2 separate regions of the Homo sapiens genome follow, and region 1 is linked to region 2. The links are chromatin contacts, found by Hi-C or POLR2A ChIA-PET in ENCODE. All regions are on one chromosome and are shown on one strand. Each heading gives the region's core, a stretch centred on a gene start or an enhancer-like site at or near the end of the contact. The rest is flanking DNA. Distances are from core to core; before and after follow the strand shown. Region 1 overlaps DYRK1A (dual specificity tyrosine phosphorylation regulated kinase 1A). Region 2 overlaps TTC3 (tetratricopeptide repeat domain 3).

Evidence for each region. A loop is a pair of places that touch in the nucleus more often than their neighbours do. ChIA-PET counts read pairs that join two places held with the same protein, here RNA polymerase II (POLR2A). Pooled maps may share reads with other maps.
Region 1: a loop to region 2 is called in a map of endothelial cell of hepatic sinusoid, with 3 times the contacts of the local background. The contact joins two enhancer-like sites. A Hi-C loop is called at or near these places in 2 of 168 maps with a recorded cell type or tissue (HCT116 and endothelial cell of hepatic sinusoid), 3 of 37 single-sample maps with no recorded cell type and 4 of 50 pooled maps. POLR2A ChIA-PET finds 5 or more read pairs at or near these places in 4 of 52 experiments (AG04450, HEK293, OCI-LY7 and 1 more).

What each region holds. Positions count from the first base shown.
Region 1 is chr21:37,461,479-37,466,940 of GRCh38, forward strand. All of the region lies in intron 2 of DYRK1A (dual specificity tyrosine phosphorylation regulated kinase 1A), which reads left to right. Among named protein-coding and RNA genes, the nearest start is that of KCNJ6-AS1, 54 kb to the right of the region's middle. RefSeq lists a silencer at 1,781-1,830. Within about 2 kb of position 2,178, at least 9 of the 41 ENCODE cell types and tissues checked have a DNase peak (open chromatin) inside an H3K27ac peak, as active enhancers do.
Region 2 is chr21:37,165,315-37,170,642 of GRCh38, forward strand. TTC3 (tetratricopeptide repeat domain 3) reads left to right here. Exons shown (of 46, transcript NM_001330683.2): 33 at 236-1,301; 34 at 2,241-2,306. Among named protein-coding and RNA genes, the nearest start is that of TTC3-AS1, 26 kb to the right of the region's middle. Within about 2 kb of position 3,602, at least 2 of the 41 ENCODE cell types and tissues checked have a DNase peak (open chromatin) inside an H3K27ac peak, as active enhancers do.

The sequences.
Region 1 (5,462 bases), core at 928-3,427, 290 kb after region 2:
CTCTTTATTCCTTTGTGTGAATCTCAGTTTCTGTCTGGAATCATTTTCCTTCTGTGAACTTGTGTGAACATTTTTTGAGGGCGGATCTACTGTTGACAAATTCTTTCACTTTCATGGGTCTGAAAAAGTATTTTGCCTTCGTTTTTGAAGGGTGTTCTCACCGGATATAGATTTGTAGGTTAAAGGTCTTTTTTATTTTCATCATTTAAAGATGTTTTATTTTCTTCTGGCGGTGCACATGGTTTCTGGTGAGAAAGTGGTGACTCCCCTATATGGAAACAGGTGTTTTTGTCTCTGGCTGCTTTTACAATTTTTTTCTTCATCATTGGTTTTCAGCAGTTTGGTTGAGTTGCCTCAGTGTGATTTTTGTGTGACTTTTTCCTTTTTTTTTTTTTTTTAAACTTGTTTTCAGTTTGGTTAATTTATATTGCTTTGTTTTTCCATTCACTTATCTTTTCTTCTGCGGTGTCTGAACTGCTATTAGGTCCGTTCAGTGAATTTTTCATTTGAGTTATTTTGTTTCTCATTTTTAGAATTTCCATTTAGTTCCTTTTCGTAGATTCTATTTCTCTATTAAGATTCACTATTCCCTTATTTTGTCCATGTTTTCCTTTATATTTTAAAACATTCATAATAGTGGTTTTGGTCTGCTAACTTCACTCTTTCTGTCATTTCTGAGTCTTAAATGGATTTTTTCCTCCCGAATACAGACCACATTTTCTTGCTTCTTGCTGTGCCTAGTGAATTGGGCTGGCTATGGGGATGAGGAATGCTGGCCCGTGAGTGTTTGGATTTTGTTGTTCTCTTTAAAGAGTGTTGAATGTCGTCCTGGCAGGCTGTTAATTCACTTGCAGACCATCTTGATCCTTTGAGGTTTGTTTCAGTCTCTGTTAGAACAGGGGCCAGCCTTTACTGTAGGGCTGGATTAGCCCTAGCCCTAAATGTGGATTTTCTGGGGTCTCTGTTGAATGTCTGTGGGTTTCTCCACTGTAGCCTGTTTGAACACTCAATGTCTTACAGTCTTGTGTGAATTTTAGTAGTTATTCAGTTCACAGTTCCCTGGTAGTTGTTCTGTGCCTGGCTTCATGGTCCTTCTCCCAGTGCTTGTGCAGCTTAGCATTTGGCCAAAGAGTCAAGGAGAACCCTATGTACGGATTGATGGAGCTCCTTCTCTTTTTGTTACCTGCTGCACAAATTCCAGCCAATTCAGTGGCCTTGAACTCTTCCTTCTGTCTCTGCAGCACAGTGAGATTGCTGTGTTCTGTTTGGGCTCCCCCTTCCTATATTGTACCCTGGAAAGTGCCTCTAGATAGGAAACCAGGGGGATTGTAGGGCTCACCAAGAGTGATTTCTTTTTTCAGTCATCACGATTCTGCACTGCCTGTTGTCCAGTGTTTGAAAACGGTTATTTCGTATGTTTTGACTAGTTCTTTAGTTGTTTATGATGAATGAGGGAGTCTGGTACCAGGTACTCTACAAAGGTCATAAGTGGAAATCTGATAATACAAATTCCTAAGGGTAACATGTTTTTATCCATAACCCATTGTTACTAACAATTTTAATATATAGATTCAGTTAATCTTTCATGCTGAAAAACCTGAGATTTTATTTACGTCTTATATGAGCAATTTCATTGTGTTTCTAGATAATTGAGTATGCTCTTTTGGCTAGTGGGTTGACAAGCTTGTGTGTGCATGTGTGTGTGTGTGTGTTTAATGTTGGCACGTGTGTGTGTGTGTGTGTGTGTGTGTGTGTATCCTGTAGTAACACATATTGGCCACTAGAGGGTAATAAGAAAGCAGTTCATTTGTTCTTATTGGCTCACTGTTACTAAATAGTCCTTATCATTAGACTTTTTGCATAGTCACAGTCATTGCTTACTTTCACTTTAATATATATTTATTTAACACCTTCTGTGGAGCCAGGCACTGCACTGTGTGCTTGGGATATAAAAATGAGTAAGAGCAGTTGACTGAGCAATAGCTGTAGCCTGTGCTATAAGACTTTTCTCTGCTTTTGATTCAAGAACCCCTCATTTAAAAAATACTACATTCATCCTTACCTCCCGTGCAGTCCCCTCCCTCCCTCTCTCAATGATTTCTTCACAGTCTAAATATTCCTGATGGATTCAGTTCATTCCTTTATTGCACAGATATTTATTGAATGCAGGCCATGTGCCAGGCACTGTTCTTGGTGCTGATGATAAAATCGTGAACAAAGCTTACTCATGGACTTTCGTTCACTTACCCTCTTAATCATGTGCCTTTATTTCCGGCCATCATTAGAGGTGCAATTCATTTTGGATGTGCCTTGTTGCTAGGGACCTCGTGGGTTTTTGCCCACATAAGCTTGGTTGCCCTCCTCATTTCTTAGTGGATTCTGTCTTAGAACCTCAGCCTCATAAGTTTCCACATTTAGATGCTATAGTTTTAATTAAATTATTTTCATTTACTTTTTGTTCTTTAATATTGTTCTTTGATTTAACTGTTTCTCTTTAAAATCTACTATCAATTAATACTGTCACAGGAATGGTCCCCTGTTAACACATTACTAACAAAGAAATTCAGGTTAGGTAAGAATAACATTCAGATCTACAAGTAGAGCTACGTGTGGGTTATGTATCAGAGATGATGGCTTCTGATACTTGTTATTTTTACTTTTTTGTTTTTAAACTTAGGGTCTTTTCTCATGCTTTTTGTATTTGCTGTTTCCTCTGTGTTTACCACTATCTTTTTGAATCTTATGTCCCAGTCTTTGAGATGTGTTGTTTATGAAATATTTCTCTGTAGAATCAGTGCTGATCCATACTGGTAATATGGTCTCTAGTTATTATAGTTCCTTGCTAGAACATAGTAACGTGGCTGAAGTAAGAAAGCTGCTTCATTTTTCTTTTAGTAAAATATTGAATTTTTCCCAAGTTTAGCAAAGTTACAGAAACATGCTCATGGTAAAAATGATCCATACAGTTCAGAAGCACGTAAAGACAGAACTCCACATGCATGATTTTCTCCAACATGCTTTCCATACTGTTTGACAGCAGTTGAAAATACTTTGGAACTGCACTCCAAATGATGATTTTAGATAGCTTTGAATTATTTGTTAAGTTCATCATTAAATTATAACATTATCTGATGTTAAAACATGTATTGTGATACATTCTTAAGCTAAGATATTATTATACTGAGTTGAATAAAGATTATATAATACGGTAGATAGTAGGTTGAACCATATGAAATTACTGTTTTTGTAAGCCAAGGGTAGTCAGAAATCTATCAGCAGTTTCATATGGTTCCGCATAATACTTTATATGATCATCCCTGTTACAGGATGAACTGAGTCATTTTTTCCATTAACATTTGCATTAAAATTTTAGGAAGATAGAAACTTAAGAGTAAAAACATGGGTAATTTGCTTAATTATGAAATCAGGTTAACTAGAAATACGCATATTAGTTTTGTCCCCTTGGAATCTTATCATAGGAAAGGAATGAATGAATGGATAACTTAAATACTTTTTGGTGTTGCAGGAGGAAATTAAACTTAGGTTTATTCTGAATTTCATACACAGCAGTCGAGTTAAGAAAGGAGACAATGAGCATGTGGCAAGCACACCTCGTTTATATACCATGTTTACCAGCAGTCCTCCTGTACTGGTGGCTTAATCTTTCTTCACTTTCACTAAATAACTGATAATGTCACTAACTAGTTATGATAGGTGTTATAATACATAGCTAAAAAGGTACCAGAAGTGAAAAAGTTTTTTCTTGCCAATTCACATTCAGATCATCCACAGCAAATTCCAAAAAGAACATCAGATTCTTTGTCACCTAGCATATCACCGTTATGCATGGGAATGTGTATTATTCTCCCTAAAAAAAGTTTCAACTTTATAACTAGAAAAGTAAATCTATTGGGGAAAAAAAACCCTCTAGTGTATTGTTTAGATAGACTATAACTTATTTTTGGATTATCCACTACTTGAATTAGTTGGAGAACAGCTTTCTTTTATTAAGGTGACCAATGCTTTTCAAAATAGTATTGGCATCATCTGATGACTTGTTAGAAATGTTGACCCTTGGCCAGGCATGGTGGCTCATGCCTGTAATCCTAGCACTTTGGGAGGCCAAAGTGAGTGGATCACCTGAGGTCAGGAGTTCAAGACCAGCCTGGCCAACATGGTGAAACTCTGTCTCTACTAAAAATACAAAAATTAGCTATGGGTGGTGGCGGGTGCCTGTAATCCCAGCTAGTTGGGAGGCTGAGGCAGGAGAATTGCTTGACCCTAGGAGACAAAGGTGGCAGTGAGCCAAGAGTGCACCACTGCCCTCCAGCCTGGGTAACAGCGCAAGACTCTGTCTCAGAAAAAAAAAAGGAAATGTTGACTTTCAAGCTCTACTGAATCAGAACCGTCATTTTTAAAAAGATTGAAAAACAATTTGCAGGCACATTAAAGTCCAAGAAGTGCTGTTACAGATTATGAATGGCATTGTCACCTCCGCAAGACAGTGCTGATGCAGCCCCTCAGTAAGTGCTTGTTGAATTTAATGCATATAATTCACTCAATCTAGATTCAAAAAATGAAACAAGTATTTCAGGAGGGTAGTGATAACAGCAGTAATCAAGGGAACTACCTGTTTCTTTGTAATTCTTTCATAGCTATCTGGATGTCACAGAATTACCCATCTTTCCTTCCAGATGCATCTTTCAGTCTGATTCTATCCATGCTGGATGGTCATTTGGATGTCTTGTGAATACAGTAGATATACACACATATGTGTATGGATGAGAGAGCAACAGAATTAAAACAGAAATCAACATAGTGGATGAGTTTAGGGAGTAATTAGATTTTGATTAGTCAAGGATGCATAATCTTTTGTAATATTGTAATATATAAGGTAACTAAAAAATAAAAATATGGGGAGATGATATAAAAAATTCCAGCAAAAGATAAGAAAGGAAAAGGAACATAAAACAGTTGGAACAAATAGATTGTTAGTGTTCATTTATAGATACAGCTCAACCACATACTCTTTACAAGAGATAAACCTAAAATACAAGGAAACAGAAGAAGGTAAAGGTAAAAAGATGGACAAAAGACATACCATACAAAAATTGATGCAGAGAAGGCTTGGTGTAGTCAGACTGATAACAGATAAAGCAAAAAGCTTTACTAGAAATAAAGAGGGCAGTTTATGATGATAAAAGGTATTATTCATCAGGAAGGCATAACAACCCTGAATTTGTATTATCCAGTATAACACTTTAAGTAGGAGATTTTTAATACATTGTTGTTGGTAACTGATAGAACAAGATGAGACCAAAATTTAAAAAAAAATACCTATATAAGACAGCATACTTAATAAAATTAAACCTTTGATGAGGCGGACCATGAAGAAAGAGAAGACCTCATTAACCAATGTTGAGGTGAAGAGGATATCACAAAAGCTTATGAGAAGATATTAT
Region 2 (5,328 bases), core at 2,352-4,851:
TCCCCTGCTCCCAGAAAAGTTTTAAATGATCATTTTCTAGGAGGTAGACAAAATTTTCTTTATAGTATCATTGATTGCAGTTAACCTTATGTTTGTTATATTTGTTGTTGAGGAAAGGTTGAGATCAGTGAAAAGTGAAACAGTGTTTTCCTTTGGGAGAATAAAAGTTTTTTTCAAATAGACATATTCAAGTACTTCCTTATAGTAACTCATGTAAATGTAAATTTTTTCCAAGTTACTTCTCTCAGTTTTTGGAGGAACATGGTCCCTTGGACATGAGTAACAAGATGTTCTCTGCAGAATATGAGTTTTTCCCAGAAGAAACTCGACAGATACTAGAAAAAGCAGGAGGTTTAAAACCTTTTCTCTTGGGATGCCCTCGTTTTGTTGTGATTGACAACTGTATTGCACTGAAGAAGGTTGCATCACGGCTCAAGAAAAAAAGGAAGAAGAAAAACATTAAAACAAAAGTAGAAGAAATTTCAAAAGCAGGGGAGTATGTACGAGTTAAACTACAACTGAATCCAGCTGCTAGGGAATTTAAACCAGATGTAAAGTCTAAACCAGTGTCAGATTCATCTTCAGCACCAGCTTTTGAAAATGTGAAACCCAAACCTGTGTCTGCAAATTCTCCCAAGCCAGCTTGTGAAGATGTGAAGGCCAAACCAGTATCCGACAATTCTTCTAGACAAGTTTCTGAGGATGGGCAACCCAAAGGGGTCTCTTCTAATTCTCCTAAACCAGGCTCTGAGGATGCAAATTACAAGCGAGTCTCCTGTAATTCCCCCAAACCGGTTCTTGAGGATGTGAAACCAACTTATTGGGCTCAATCCCATTTGGTCACAGGATACTGTACGTATCTTCCTTTCCAGAGATTTGATATCACCCAGACACCGCCAGCATACATAAACGTGTTACCAGGTTTGCCCCAGTACACCAGCATATATACACCCTTGGCCAGCCTTTCTCCTGAATATCAGCTACCAAGATCAGTACCAGTGGTGCCGTCTTTTGTAGCCAATGACAGAGCAGATAAAAATGCTGCTGCCTATTTTGAGGGTCATCATTTGAATGCTGAGAATGTTGCTGGTCACCAGATTGCCTCTGAAACACAGATCCTTGAGGGCTCTTTGGGAATATCTGTAAAGTCACACTGCAGCACAGGTGATGCTCATACAGTCCTGAGTGAGTCTAACAGAAATGATGAGCACTGTGGAAATTCTAACAACAAATGTGAAGTAATTCCAGAAAGCACCAGTGCAGTAACAAACATTCCACACGTGCAGATGGTTGCCATACAGGTAAGAGTTAAATAGAAAAGTCTTCTTAATACTGAAGTTAAATTTTCCTTTTCATTTTTCATTGCCGTTATATTTGCAAGAATCCTTAAAGTTGATTGACTTTATAATGATTACTGAAGCTTTTGCCTGAAAATACTTTTAAAATATGAACTCTTTTGTGAGGCATGACAGGTAATCTTCTCAGAAAGAAGCTTGGGTCCAATAAACAATACCCATCTTTGCTACTGAAATTCTACACAGATTGAGAAATAAGACAGCAGGTGGAGCCAAAACGTCATCCTAAGAATTAATAAAGGTGCTGGAGGAGAAGGTGGCTGTTTGTAGGAAAGTTCAAGTGCTAGCTGGAAGTGTAGCCTGCATCACAGTGCCTTACCTGCCAGTTACAGGAGGGCCCACCTGGAGGCCTTCCAGCGTGGGGTGCCTGCCCCATAGGACTTAGCGCATGAAGGAGGAAGGGAAAATGTGCTGGCAGCTCCTCAGAAAGAGAAGGAAAAAGGAAGACTCTGACCTACACAGGCCCAGCTTCTCCTGTCAAACCAGGGGAGGAATGAGAATGTTAAAAAGAGACAGCCAGGTAGAAACAAGAGGGATGTGTATGAGTTCTTTCCTAACAAGGAAGAGATGAAATCAAGATTCTCCTATGGTTGCCTTTATAGGGTATGAATTCATTAAATCCTTATTGAATTGCCCCACTCATTATGTTTTCTAGGAAGCTTTGAAAAAAATAGGTTAAGAGCAATGGATCATAATCATTTCCAGATATGCTAATTCTAAATAACTTTCCTAATATACATGTTTACGGAAAGCATGGAACATGATCTAAATGGGAAAAAAAACTTGAAAAAATTGTGGGTGTGTTTTAAAGTGTTACTACTTGATGGGCTTATTTTACTAGAGCGATTGAGATAAAGTGAATTTTATTTTTTGTTTTGCCCACAGGTATCTTGGAACATAATACACCAAGAAGTCAATACTGAGCCATATAATCCTTTTGAGGAACGACAAGTGAGTCAAAATTACATTAAACTGTTTAAAGGTTTAGTTTTCATTAATTTATCTAGATGGAATGATGAACTAGAACTATTTTGGAGTCAGCTTATTCCACACAAAGTTATCATGGAATAAGCTTGAGAACATAACAAAAAAATGATTTTGTTTTTATTGTTGAAATTTGAGAAGGGAAGGAAAAGGTAATTTTTTTCCAGCATACTTATTTCAAATTATAACAGCGTTATTGTTTTATTTTATTATTTTTAAAATTTTATTTATTTTTATTTTAATTATTTTTGAGACACGGTCTCACTGTCATCCAGGCTGGCCAGCTTTATTGTTTTAACTGGTATAATGAGCATATAATAATTTATAAGTAAGCTTATTCATGCGAATAATACAGAAAGATAAAGACCTTCTCTACTATAATAATGATTCAATTAGAAAACCTACTAATATAATTTAGTTCGTTAATATGCATCATAAGAGAAAAGTTGTCTTATCAACTCAAAGTTGCTGTAAAGGTATTGGATAAAATTCAGGTCACTGTCTTGACCAAAACTAGTAAGAAAATGGGAATTGATGAATATTTCTCAACATGCTAATATTTTAAGCCAAAAGCCATCATCTTGCTTAATGGTAAAACATCACCATTAATATTTATTGTTATCCTGGGTATATTAACTGAGAAAGCAGATATGAGAAAGAAAGAAGATAGAAAAGAGGAGATGTGAGTATCATTATTTACAGAGGCTAGGGCTGTGTACCAGGAAAATCCAAAATGATCAACTGAAAACCTACACTAACCTATATAAACCTATACTTGTATATAAAAATATATATAAACAATTACCTGTTAGAAAGTATGTTGAAAGAAAATATTTTCAATACCAAAAAAGAGATAAAATACTTAAATGTATATAAAGAAAAATTTTTAAATGCTATGGAGAGACACATAGAAGCCTTAAATGAAAAGATATTTCATGTACTTGGATAAGAACACATATTATGATAATGAGATTGGTTCTCCCTAAAGCTTTTTAAAATTTAACACAATCCCAGTATATACATGAACAGGGCAAATTAGTTATGTATATTGCTGTATATATAACAAACAACCTCAAAAGCTAGTGGCTTAAAACAGTAAAATATTTCACAATTGTGAAATCTCACAATTTCGCTAAGTCAGGCATTCAGGAGCAGTTTAGTTGGATGCTTCTGGAGATTCTCATGTAGCTAGCCAAGATGTTGACCAGGGCTTGGTCATCTGCGGGAGTAACTGGGCCCAGAGGTTCTACTTCCAAGATAGCTCACTCACATGGCTGGCAAGCGGATGTTGGCAGTTGTCAGGAAGCTTCAGTTCCTTGCCTTGTGGACCTCCACCTAGCCCTGCTTGACCTCATGGGGCTGGCTTTTCCCAGAGTGTGTGATACCAGGCAGAAGCGGCAGTGCTTTAGGAAGTCACAAATTATCACTTCTGCGCATTCTCTTGGTCACATAGATCAATCCACCAACCCTGATACATGGTAGGAGAGGTCTATACAAGGCTGTGACTAACAAGAGGCCTGGTTACTGCACAGGATTAATTTGAAACTAGACAAATTGATTTTAAACTTCATATGTAAAAATGAACATCAAGAATGGGTATGGAAGAGAAACTAAGAAAAGGAGTTGTGCAACTAAATATCAAAACACAATATAAATCTATCTATATTACCACATACATAGACCATTAATATGAGAGTGCCTGGCCAACATGTTGAAACCCCGTCTCTACTAAAAATACAAAAATTAGCCAGGTGTGGTAGCTTACCTGTAATCCCAGCTACTTGGGAGGCTGAGGTAGGAGAATTGCTTGAACCTGGGAGGCGGAGGTTGCAGTGAGCCAAGATCACGCCAGTGTACTCCAGCCTGGGCGACAGAGTGAGACTCCATCTCAGTCAGTCAATCAAGATGGTAGATTGGCTGGGTGTGGTGGCTCATGCCTGTAATCCCAGCACTTTGGGAGGCTGAGGTGGGTGGATCACGAGGTTAGGAGTTTGAGACCAGCTGGCCAACATAGTAAACCCCATCTCTACTAAAATTAAAAAAAATTAGCTGGCCGTGGTGGTGGACACCTGTAACCCCAGCTACTTGGGAGGCTGAGGCAGGAGAATCGCTTGAACCCAGGAGGCACAGGTTGCAGTGAGCCAAGATTGCGCCACTGCACTCTAGCCCGGGCGACAGTGCGAGACTCTGTCTCAAAAAAAAAAAAACAAAAAACAAAACCGAAGATGGCAAATTATCAGTGAGCAAAAACTGGATTATTAAATACATAGGAGAAATGGATTGCCATCTAGAAAAAATCAATCTTGGTCCCTACCTCATTCCTTATACCAAAATAAGTTCCAGGCAGATTAAAGATTTTAGCATAAAAAATGGACCTATAAAAGTATCCAGGAAAAAAACGGGAAAAATTTTTTGTAAGATCAGTAAACAGCATGGGAAAAAAGAATGTTTATATTCATATACACATGCATGTAATGTGTATATCCTATATGCATAGCATATGTATGACAACAAATACATACACATACACATATCAAAACACAGGAGAGAAACAAGGAAAATTATGTGCAGTGTGAAACAGATAGAGAACTAATTTCCTTAACAACAAAGTTTCTATAAATCAGTAAGGAAAAGATCAACAATCTGTCACAAAGATGAGAATGGATGTGAATAGACAATTCACAATGAAAGAAATACAGATGATTTTTAAACATATAAACAGATGCCCACCCCACTTGAAATAGGAAAAGCAATCATTCACATTTTGAAAGATAGTGAAACTGAAATTTCTGGGAAGGCAGTTAGGAATCGATCTGCACTCATATATGTATAGAGAGACCAGTGAGCCAAGGGGATTTGTATGTTTGTTTTGTCTGTATTTGAATCAGCAGAAAATTGAATACAATCTAAACCTCCATCAATAGCGGACTAGTTAAATTATGATATACCTATAAAATGAAATATCATGCTGTCATTTAAAAAGCAGTTC